2 separate regions of the Homo sapiens genome follow, and region 1 is linked to region 2. Evidence: chromatin contacts called from ENCODE Hi-C or POLR2A ChIA-PET data. All regions are on one chromosome and are shown on one strand. The core of a region is the stretch at or near the end of the contact, and the rest is flanking DNA. Distances in the headings are between cores, read along the strand shown.

Region 1 (4,523 bases), core at 1,408-3,907, 890 kb before region 2:
AAAGGGTATGAAAGAAGAGAAATTGAAGAAATTGCTGAAGGAGTTTTGCTTCATGGAGATCCTATGAAATGGGACAATAGAAAGCAAATTTCGTTACAAGAAAATTTTGTTTTTAGATGAGAGAAATAAAAGAATATTGGTAAGCTAATATAAATGAATCATAGGAAAAGAAAAATAGATGGTATTGGAAAGAGAGGGAATAAGTGCATTTTACTGACTGGTTGACGTTTCAGATATGGGAAAACACAAGAGCTATCTGTCTTTGAAGGTAAGAAGGAGAAATACAATACTTACTGTAGAGCCACAGCAAGCAACAGAAATCAAATTGCATAGGTGGGAGATTGGAAAACAAAATGAAAACCTAAACCATGTTTAAATATGAATAAATTTGTTAATTTCATAACCAGTATGTAACTTTTAACTGTAACAATTTGAGTTAAATACTAGAGATTGTAGAGTACCATCACATTAAGATTTTTATTATCCAGGATGTTTGGAAAATAGAATGTTTTAGCTAAGAGAATTATACTAAGTTCACCTAAAGTAGATATGAATAATATAAAATATACTTACCCCTAAAACTGCATGAAGTAGACTTGAGTCTTTCATTATTTGGAGGATACATTTGGAAGTTGCAAATAGCCTCAGGGTTAATGTTTGAAGCATTGTAAATTATTGAGTGAGAATAATATATAGACAGATAAACTCATTTTATAGTAACACTTTTATACTATTCTGTAAAGGGTCAGGTAGTGGATAATTTCAGATTTGCAAGACCTGTGGTCTCTGTTGCACCTATTTATCCTTGCCATTGTGGCTTGAAAGTAACCACAGATAATACACAAACGAATGAGAATGTTCAATGAAATTTTATTTGAAAACACAGGCAGAGGACTGGATTTGGACTGTGAGCAGTAGTTTGCCAACCCCTTCCATAGAGGATAATTTATTTCAAGAAATCCCTTAATTTTATATAATATTGCATTATGGTTAAGGCTCCAGAGCCTTGGGTAGCTCTGAAGCTACCCAAGCTGTGTGTCTGACATAAATAAACTCCGGACATGAGAAAGTATTGCCGTGCCTGTTGTCAGGCTTTGAAACCAGTAAAAGGTGATTTGGGATGATCTTGCTCAAGTAGCTTCATCTCTTTAAACCTTAATTTCCTCATCTGTAAAATGGGATAACACCGATCCATAAAGTGATTGTGAAGGGCTATGAGCTATTGTTTATTGGGGCTGATTTTACTTAGATCAGCTGGTTTCCCTGGATTTGGGGCTCTTCTCTGTCAATGTTAAGTGTGAAATATTCTCCTGAGAGTCTTTCTAGCTTCTGTCATTCAGATGCCACATATGTGGTGATTGTTGTAAATCACCAGGATGAGAGACATCACTACCAGCTTCCACCTCCCCAGATCTCTTCATTCTACTTTGATCTTCCAGGTATAATAAAAATGTTCAGGTTTCCTGTGGAAGTTTCTTAGAGCGAGTGATTATTTCTTAAGAAGAGTTTAATCAGCTTCAGTTATTTGGTTCATTAGGAAGGTAAACAACTACAATTGAAGTCCTCATGTGGGAGTCTTTCTTCGTGTGAGCCACCATGTTGAGGCATGGAGACCATGGGATATAGGGTCCTGTTTGTAAGGTGATGCTATCTTTTGCCCTCTTTACCCTTAGGTTTTTCTAGACATGAAACGCTTAAAAGTGACTTATGCAGTCACTTTTAGCCAGGAGGCAATTCATAAAATGCCTCGATAGAAAATATTAGAGAGAGATGAAGGATTGTACCAGGTTAAGGATCTTTGCAGGTTACCTGGTGCCCAAGATCATCCCTTCAAGGCCATCACACTGGGCTGTCCCTCAGATTGGGTAACTTTACTTCCTCTTGACCTCCATAGCACTTACACACTGTAGTGTAATTGCCTGTTTTCTAGTCTCAGGGCTTAGCACAGTGCCTGGTGCTTAGTAGGGGTTCCATCAACTTTTGATGAGTGCCCATGAGAATAAGTATCATCAATGATATTAAGTAAAAGGACACGCAAGAAAGAACTGGCCGAGACAATATTTAAAATAAAGAGGAGTCATTGCTGTGAAGAGAGTTATTGCTAAACCCTGCATTTATTTTAGTATCAGCAGACCTACACCCCTCCCGTGGCATAATTCCGTTTCAAAAAGTAAACTAGAATCAGCAACATCACAAAGAAATGATAAGAATAGGGGCCAATAGGGACAGGGGAAAGAAACTGCCCTAAACCCTTTTGTGTTTTTCATTCCTTGTTAATTCATTCCATTTCTCAAGTCACTTCCCCTTCTAAGGAAAGGAGCAGAGATGCTCGGCATCTTCCTTTGGTTGCTACTTATCCAGATGGGTGGTAAGTCCATTGGGCAAAGGTCATGTCTACACTCCACAGACCTTTCAAAAATATTTACTATCTAGGTGGGAGCCAATCCTTGCTCACAAATCTGACCCACCAGAGAAAAGAATGCAGAGTCTGCAGAAACCAACCACCTTCCCCTTGTGCTCAGGTTAAACTTTCCACCCCGATGCCAGACCACAGAGAACAGCCGCTTCCTGGAAATTGGGCAGCACCGAAATGACCTTCAGCCAGTGTTGCCCTGGAGACCGTTGCAGTGTGTTGGAACCAGCCACGGGGCTGCGTGTCTCCGTGCTGACCTCACTGAAGGGAAGGGCAAGGTCAGGAGGCCACGGAAGAGCCAATTCTGTGTGGTATGTTGATTTGGGCAAATATGTTTATACATCAAACCTCTGTTTTTGGTGCTTCCATTTTCTAACTAAATGCTCTCCTCTTCCAAATTGTAGCACAGTGGCTTCTGTTCTCAGAAGGTTTGTCCCACACCAAACGGGAGCAGTCTATGTGATTGAGACTCTGGGTTTGGGGAGACCAAACTCTCCATAGCAGTGATTTAGGCATTTGAGGGATAATCAGAAGCGAACAGTGGAACCTGGCTTGCCTTTCTTTCATGCCATGCCAAGACTCTCGTCCTCAACCCTTTGCCCTCCATACCCTTAAAAGAAGACTGGGAATTGGGGGCAGTGGCTCACACCCATAATCCCGGTGCTTTTTTGAGGCCAAAGTAGGACAGTCACTTGACGCCAGGAGTTTGAGACCAGCCTGGGCACCCAGTGAGACCCTGTCTCTACAAAAAAAAAAAAAAAAAAAAAAAAGCCAGGTGTGATGGCTTATGCCTGTAATCCCAGCACTTTAGGGGGCAGAGGCAGGCAGATCACCTGAGGTCAGGAGTTGGAGTCCAGCCTGGCCAACACGGCGAAACCCCATCTCAATTAAAAATACAAAAATTAGCCAGTTGTGGTGGTGCGTGCCTGTAATCCCAGCTACTCGGGAGCGTGAAGCAGGAGAATTGCTTGAACCTGGGAGGCAGAGGTTGCAGTGAGCCGAGATCGTGCCATTGCACTCCAGCCTGGGCAACAGAGCGGGACTTTGTCTCAAAAACAAAACAAAACAAAACAAAATTACCCAGGTCTTTTGGCATGTGCCTGTAGTCCCAGCTACTCAGGAGGCTGAGGTGGTAGGATCAATCGAGGCCAGGAGTTCAAGGTTAGAGTGAGCTGTGATCTCACCACTGTACACCATCCTGGGCAACAGAGTGAGACCCTATCTCAAAATAAATAAATACATACATACATACTTTCATAAAATAAAAAATAAAATTTCACTTCTACTGCCCTTGCCTCAAATAAGAACTTGGAATGCTCAGCCTAGTTGGCTGTAATATGGGCTTTTAGGTGCTTAGGATTTGTACTTAAGGAACAAAGAACTTGCTATTTACCAGGTAGTAAAAAACACTTCAAGTCCTTAAACATTATTTTTACTGTAAGGGAAGCACTTGTCAGCCCCCCAGTCATTTCAGATATGATTTCCGAAAGGGACATTCTTTCATTCTTCTCTCCTTACAGGCATAAACATTCTGCATTTTAAACTGGAAACATACAATGTTATCTACTTCTGGTGTCTTATGTAACTTTCCAGGAATGCTGAAAGACTTTCCGGGCTCCGTGAGGTTGGGAATGGGGGAAAGGCAGAGGGGGCTGAAGGTGGGGGTTAGGGCAGACTCGAGGGACAAGGAAAAAATCCACTTTTTCCATACATCACTACATTGGCTGTTTGTGACAAGAAGTTATTGCAATTAAGATACAAGCCGGATGTGTGGGCTAAAAAACCTCAGCTGATATCACAAGCATTTATTGATAATGAAAACTTGGAGGAAGAGATCTGGAAAATTGTTGTCTTTAGTGGTTTCCTATGCAAGAGAACAAACCATATGGATTAATAAAAAAGTGCTCTACCTTATCTAGGAGAAGAAAAAACTGTTTATTTTGCTGCAAAAAGAATGTTTCTGTCAAGTCTTAAGTGTCAATCTTCTAGGTTAGGGCTTTACATTGCACACACCACCACATAAGTACATTGTCTTGCTTTAAACAATCATTTTGGCGTTGTTAAATGACCTGGCCAAACAGCCTCAGCTATAAGAATAAGGGATAAACAT
Region 2 (4,013 bases), core at 986-3,485:
ACTCCAGCCTGGGCAACTTCCAGAGTGAAACTGTCTCAAAAACAAACAAAAAAAAGAAATCTCTGGTGCGGCTGGGCATGGTGGCTCACACCTGTAATCCCAGCACTTTGGGAGGCCAAGGCGGGTGGATCACCTGAGGTCAGGAGTTCGAGACCAGCCTGGCCAATGTGGTGAAACCCTGTCTCTACTAAAAATACAAAAAATTACCTAGTTGTGGTGGCACACACCTGTAATCCCAGCACTTTGGGAGGCCGAGTCGGGCAGCTCACTTGAGGTCAGGAGTTGGAGACCAGCCTAGCCAACATGGCAAAACCCCGTCTCTACTAAAAACACAAAAATTAGCCAGGCGTGGTTGCGCACACCTGTAATCCCAGCTACTCAGGAGGCTGAGGCAGGAGAATTGCTTGAACCCGGGAGGCAGATGCTGCAGTGAGCCGAAAACATACCACTGCACTCCAGCCTGAGCAACAGAGCGAGACTCTGTCCCCAACTCGCCCCAGAAAAGAAAAATCTCTGGTTCCATCAGAACCAAGAGTGGCCCAACAAAGGGCTGACCAGTCCAGCTTCCTGGTCATGGAGGTCACACTGATGCTAATGGATCAAGTTGGCAAGCTTGACATTTAATGTAAAACTGCTAGCATCAGATTATTTGGGGCCAACGTTCCCCCAGTGCTTAAGAATCACTGTTATAAATTCTTCTTCCTTGCAGCTCTCAGAACTGATCCCTCCTCTCTTTGGCACGTATCTCTGCCTCAGTTCCAGCTCTCAGCCCCCTCCCTGAATCCCACAGCACCTCCCAACTATGTCCCTGCCTTCAATCTGCCCCATCATCCCCAATCCCTACATTGCTGCCAGAGTGAGCTCTCTGACATGTCTGTCTGAGGTGATGGATATTATTGGGTGTCTCTCAGCATCATTCTGTCTTCTTCTTTAAACAGAGACTGGATTTCGTTCAGACACCTAAATCTCCCACCTTTGCCCTATGCTTCTAGGAAAGCTGTCTCTTCTCCCTTTTCCTTGGGCAGGCCTGATTGATCGAAGAGTTAGCCTATCCACTTACCAGTGACTGTTTTAATATTGGTCCATGTTTCAGTTCTGGACAATGTTCTGGAAGGAAAGGTTTGTGGCTGCTTCTGGGAATATTCTTCACTTCTTATCTGCAGGCCATGAAACGTGTAAAATTCTGCCATGACACTATCACACTGCCTTACTCATTTATGTGTTTGGATCCCTACAGAGACTGTAAGCTCATAGCGTAGGCCTTCTCTTACTCTACTCTTCATCCCACTCCTAATACTGGCACATAGTAGACCTTCAAATAACAGTTGCTGAATGAATGAATGAATGAAGGAATGATGTTTAAATTATCAAGGGTGGTGAATCTTCCCAAAGCACTTCCTAACAGACAAAGGGACAGAGATCCTACTCCACAATAAAAGAGCATCCACTTATTGATGATGTTTGCTATAAACTCACATCTGTTGCAGCTGCCTTTTCCAGAACACAATGCCAGGCCAGATGTCAACCTTCTTTCCTAAGTAGGAAGTGTTTCCTAAGTCACATACACAAGAAGACCTCTCTACAGGATGTTATGATTGCCCCTTAAAGGCAGCAACAAAGCAAGGTTTTAGGACACCAGAGTCAGATGCACTTTGAACACCCTGTCTTCTCAGCAGAGGCAACATCATGTACTGGCCTGAATCATCAAAATCAACAAGACAGGTAGTACAGAAGGGTATGAACTTGAAGCAGAAGGGACCCTGGCCTCACCGGCAGGGCATTACAATTTGAAGTGGACATAAAGCATAATCACCAAAGACATTAAATTAAAAATCCTGCCTGCCCCCATAAAGCCCAGAGGACAAATTAGTAGAGTTGTATACAGGCTGCAATGGAATCATTTGCAATTAAGAGCAGTAATTTAGCTTCTGTTCCTGTAATTATAACTGCTCCTGTGTGGACAGACAGATCCCTCATTGTGTCTGGAACAATCGCAGCATTCCAAACATAAAGCAAGCCAAAGTAGCATACCCCAGGGCCGCCTCTTTCAACAAGCTATCGCTCAACAGCCCCCCGGTGCAGCCGGCTTGAGGGCCCAGTTTCCTGCCATTGTTAGCCTGCTGAGCCTGGAATTCCATCCAAATGGGTTTGACCCCTTTGCTAAACAGCAGTGCATATTTCCCTGATTAGTATATTCCTGTGTTTAGATGGGAAGTGGCAAGGTTGGGGGAGGTGAAGGGAGAAAGACAAGGAAAATAATAAGGAAAAACAACTCCATTCTATTCATACAATGATGATAGCAACCTGGAACTCTGGCTTCATCTGCAAGTGTAATATCCGTGCTACTCATGCATAAATAAATATTCATCCATCAAAAATTCTGTGTTATGTGCATGCCATAGACTAACCAGGCTAGGAATGAGCATGCACACCTGACTTCATTAATAAGTAGTTATTGCTATGGGGGGTCTGTTTATTCTAAGAACATGCAGAAAATTATAAACTATAATCTCCTTGTGGTTGTCCTTAATTACGTGAGTTCTGTCCCTCAAGGATATTTCCTTCTGACAATGACACTGAAGAGGGGCCTTTTGGTATTCGGCAACTGGAGTGATTCCTGCATATATAGGACTGCCCTTCTCCACACCACATCTTCTCCCACCGTACCCTACTTCCTGCTGTTTCGTCTAATGCTACAGTTTCTATCCATTCATTTTGCCTTTTATATTAATCTGGAATTCCCTCTTACAGATCACTTCACCATGTATTCCTTAGCAAACATTTTTATCACCACGTTTATTAATGTCTATTTGTTAATGACCCAAAGGCAAAGAAAAAATAATTCACCGTTTAAAGTCCTACGAGGTTATCAAAATTAAAAACATATATGATTTAAAGACACCATCAAGAAAGTGAAAAAGCCCATAGAGTGGAAGAAAAGTTTCACAAATCATACATTTAATAAGGGACTTGTATCTAGAATATATAGGGAACTATGACAACTCAAGACAAATAACCCAGTTGAAAGCAGGCAAGAAGCTGAACAGACATTTTACCAAAGAAGACATACAAGTAGCCAGCAAGCACATGAAAAGATGTTGGGTGTCATTAGCCCCCAAGGATCAATCAAAACCACAATAGGATACCACTGTTACGTGCGGGTCTTTGTTCTTAGAGCTCCCAAGATATGGCGGGCCACTCTCAAGACGGGGGCAAGCCTCTTATTCTCTGACCTGGGGTTCTTGGCCTCACGGATTCCAAGGAATGGAAGCTTGGGCCATGCGGTGAGTGTTATAGCTCTACTAGAAGCCGTGAGTCACAGAAGAGAACCCTGGAACCCAGCAACTAGCGTTCAGCTCGATTAGGACGAACCCTGGGCCCTTAGCCATGCAGGAACAATAGCGAGCCTCCAGCCCGATTGGGAGCGGCAATGGGCGTCTCGCTGGATCAGAAGCACAGTGGACAACCTGACGGATCCAGAGGGGTGGAAGTCAGAGGCGGGTCTGTGACGGCGGCAAACGGCAGTAGTGGACCGCGAACGAAAGCTCAGCTCGAGCCATAACAAACATGGACCAGAAGAGTGTGCAGTTGCAAGATTTAATAGAGTGAAAACAGAGCTCCCATACAATAGGAAGGGACCCAAAGGGGGTTGCTGCTCCCTGCCCGAATGCCTGGGTTTATATCCCGATCATTGTCCCTCCCCCTGTGCTCTCAGGCGATATATGATTTGACTATTTCTTTATCCTCCTGCTTTAGCCTAATTTATATTTTAGTGAGCCCTCTTTACTACCTAATTGGTTGGGTGTGAGTTGAGTTACAGGCCCAGTGTTTAAATGTAGGTGCGGTCACCTTTCCCAGCTAGGCTGTGGAATTCTTAGTCGGCCTAAGAAATCTGGCTAGTCCTGTCTGTCACCACTTCACACCCACTAAAATAACTCTAACAGAGAAGACAGATAATAACAAGTGTTGGTGAGAATGTGGAGACATCAGAACTCTAATATGCTGCTGATGGG

The links. A loop is a pair of places that touch in the nucleus more often than their neighbours do. ChIA-PET counts read pairs that join two places held with the same protein, here RNA polymerase II (POLR2A). Pooled maps may share reads with other maps.
Region 1: a map of endothelial cell of umbilical vein shows a loop between it and region 2 (16-fold over the local background). The contact joins two enhancer-like sites. A Hi-C loop is called at or near these places in 1 of 168 maps with a recorded cell type or tissue (endothelial cell of umbilical vein) and 2 of 50 pooled maps. POLR2A ChIA-PET finds 5 or more read pairs at or near these places in 1 of 52 experiments (endothelial cell of umbilical vein).

The regions. Positions count from the first base shown.
Region 1 is chr6:12,537,130-12,541,652 of GRCh38, reverse strand. No RefSeq gene overlaps it. Among named protein-coding and RNA genes, the nearest start is that of LINC02530, 46 kb to the left of the region's middle. Within about 2 kb of position 2,657, at least 7 of the 41 ENCODE cell types and tissues checked have a DNase peak (open chromatin) inside an H3K27ac peak, as active enhancers do.
Region 2 is chr6:11,648,558-11,652,570 of GRCh38, reverse strand. No RefSeq gene overlaps it. Among named protein-coding and RNA genes, the nearest start is that of TMEM170B, 110 kb to the right of the region's middle. RefSeq lists enhancers at 1,230-1,835, 1,836-2,441. Within about 2 kb of position 2,235, at least 2 of the 41 ENCODE cell types and tissues checked have a DNase peak (open chromatin) inside an H3K27ac peak, as active enhancers do.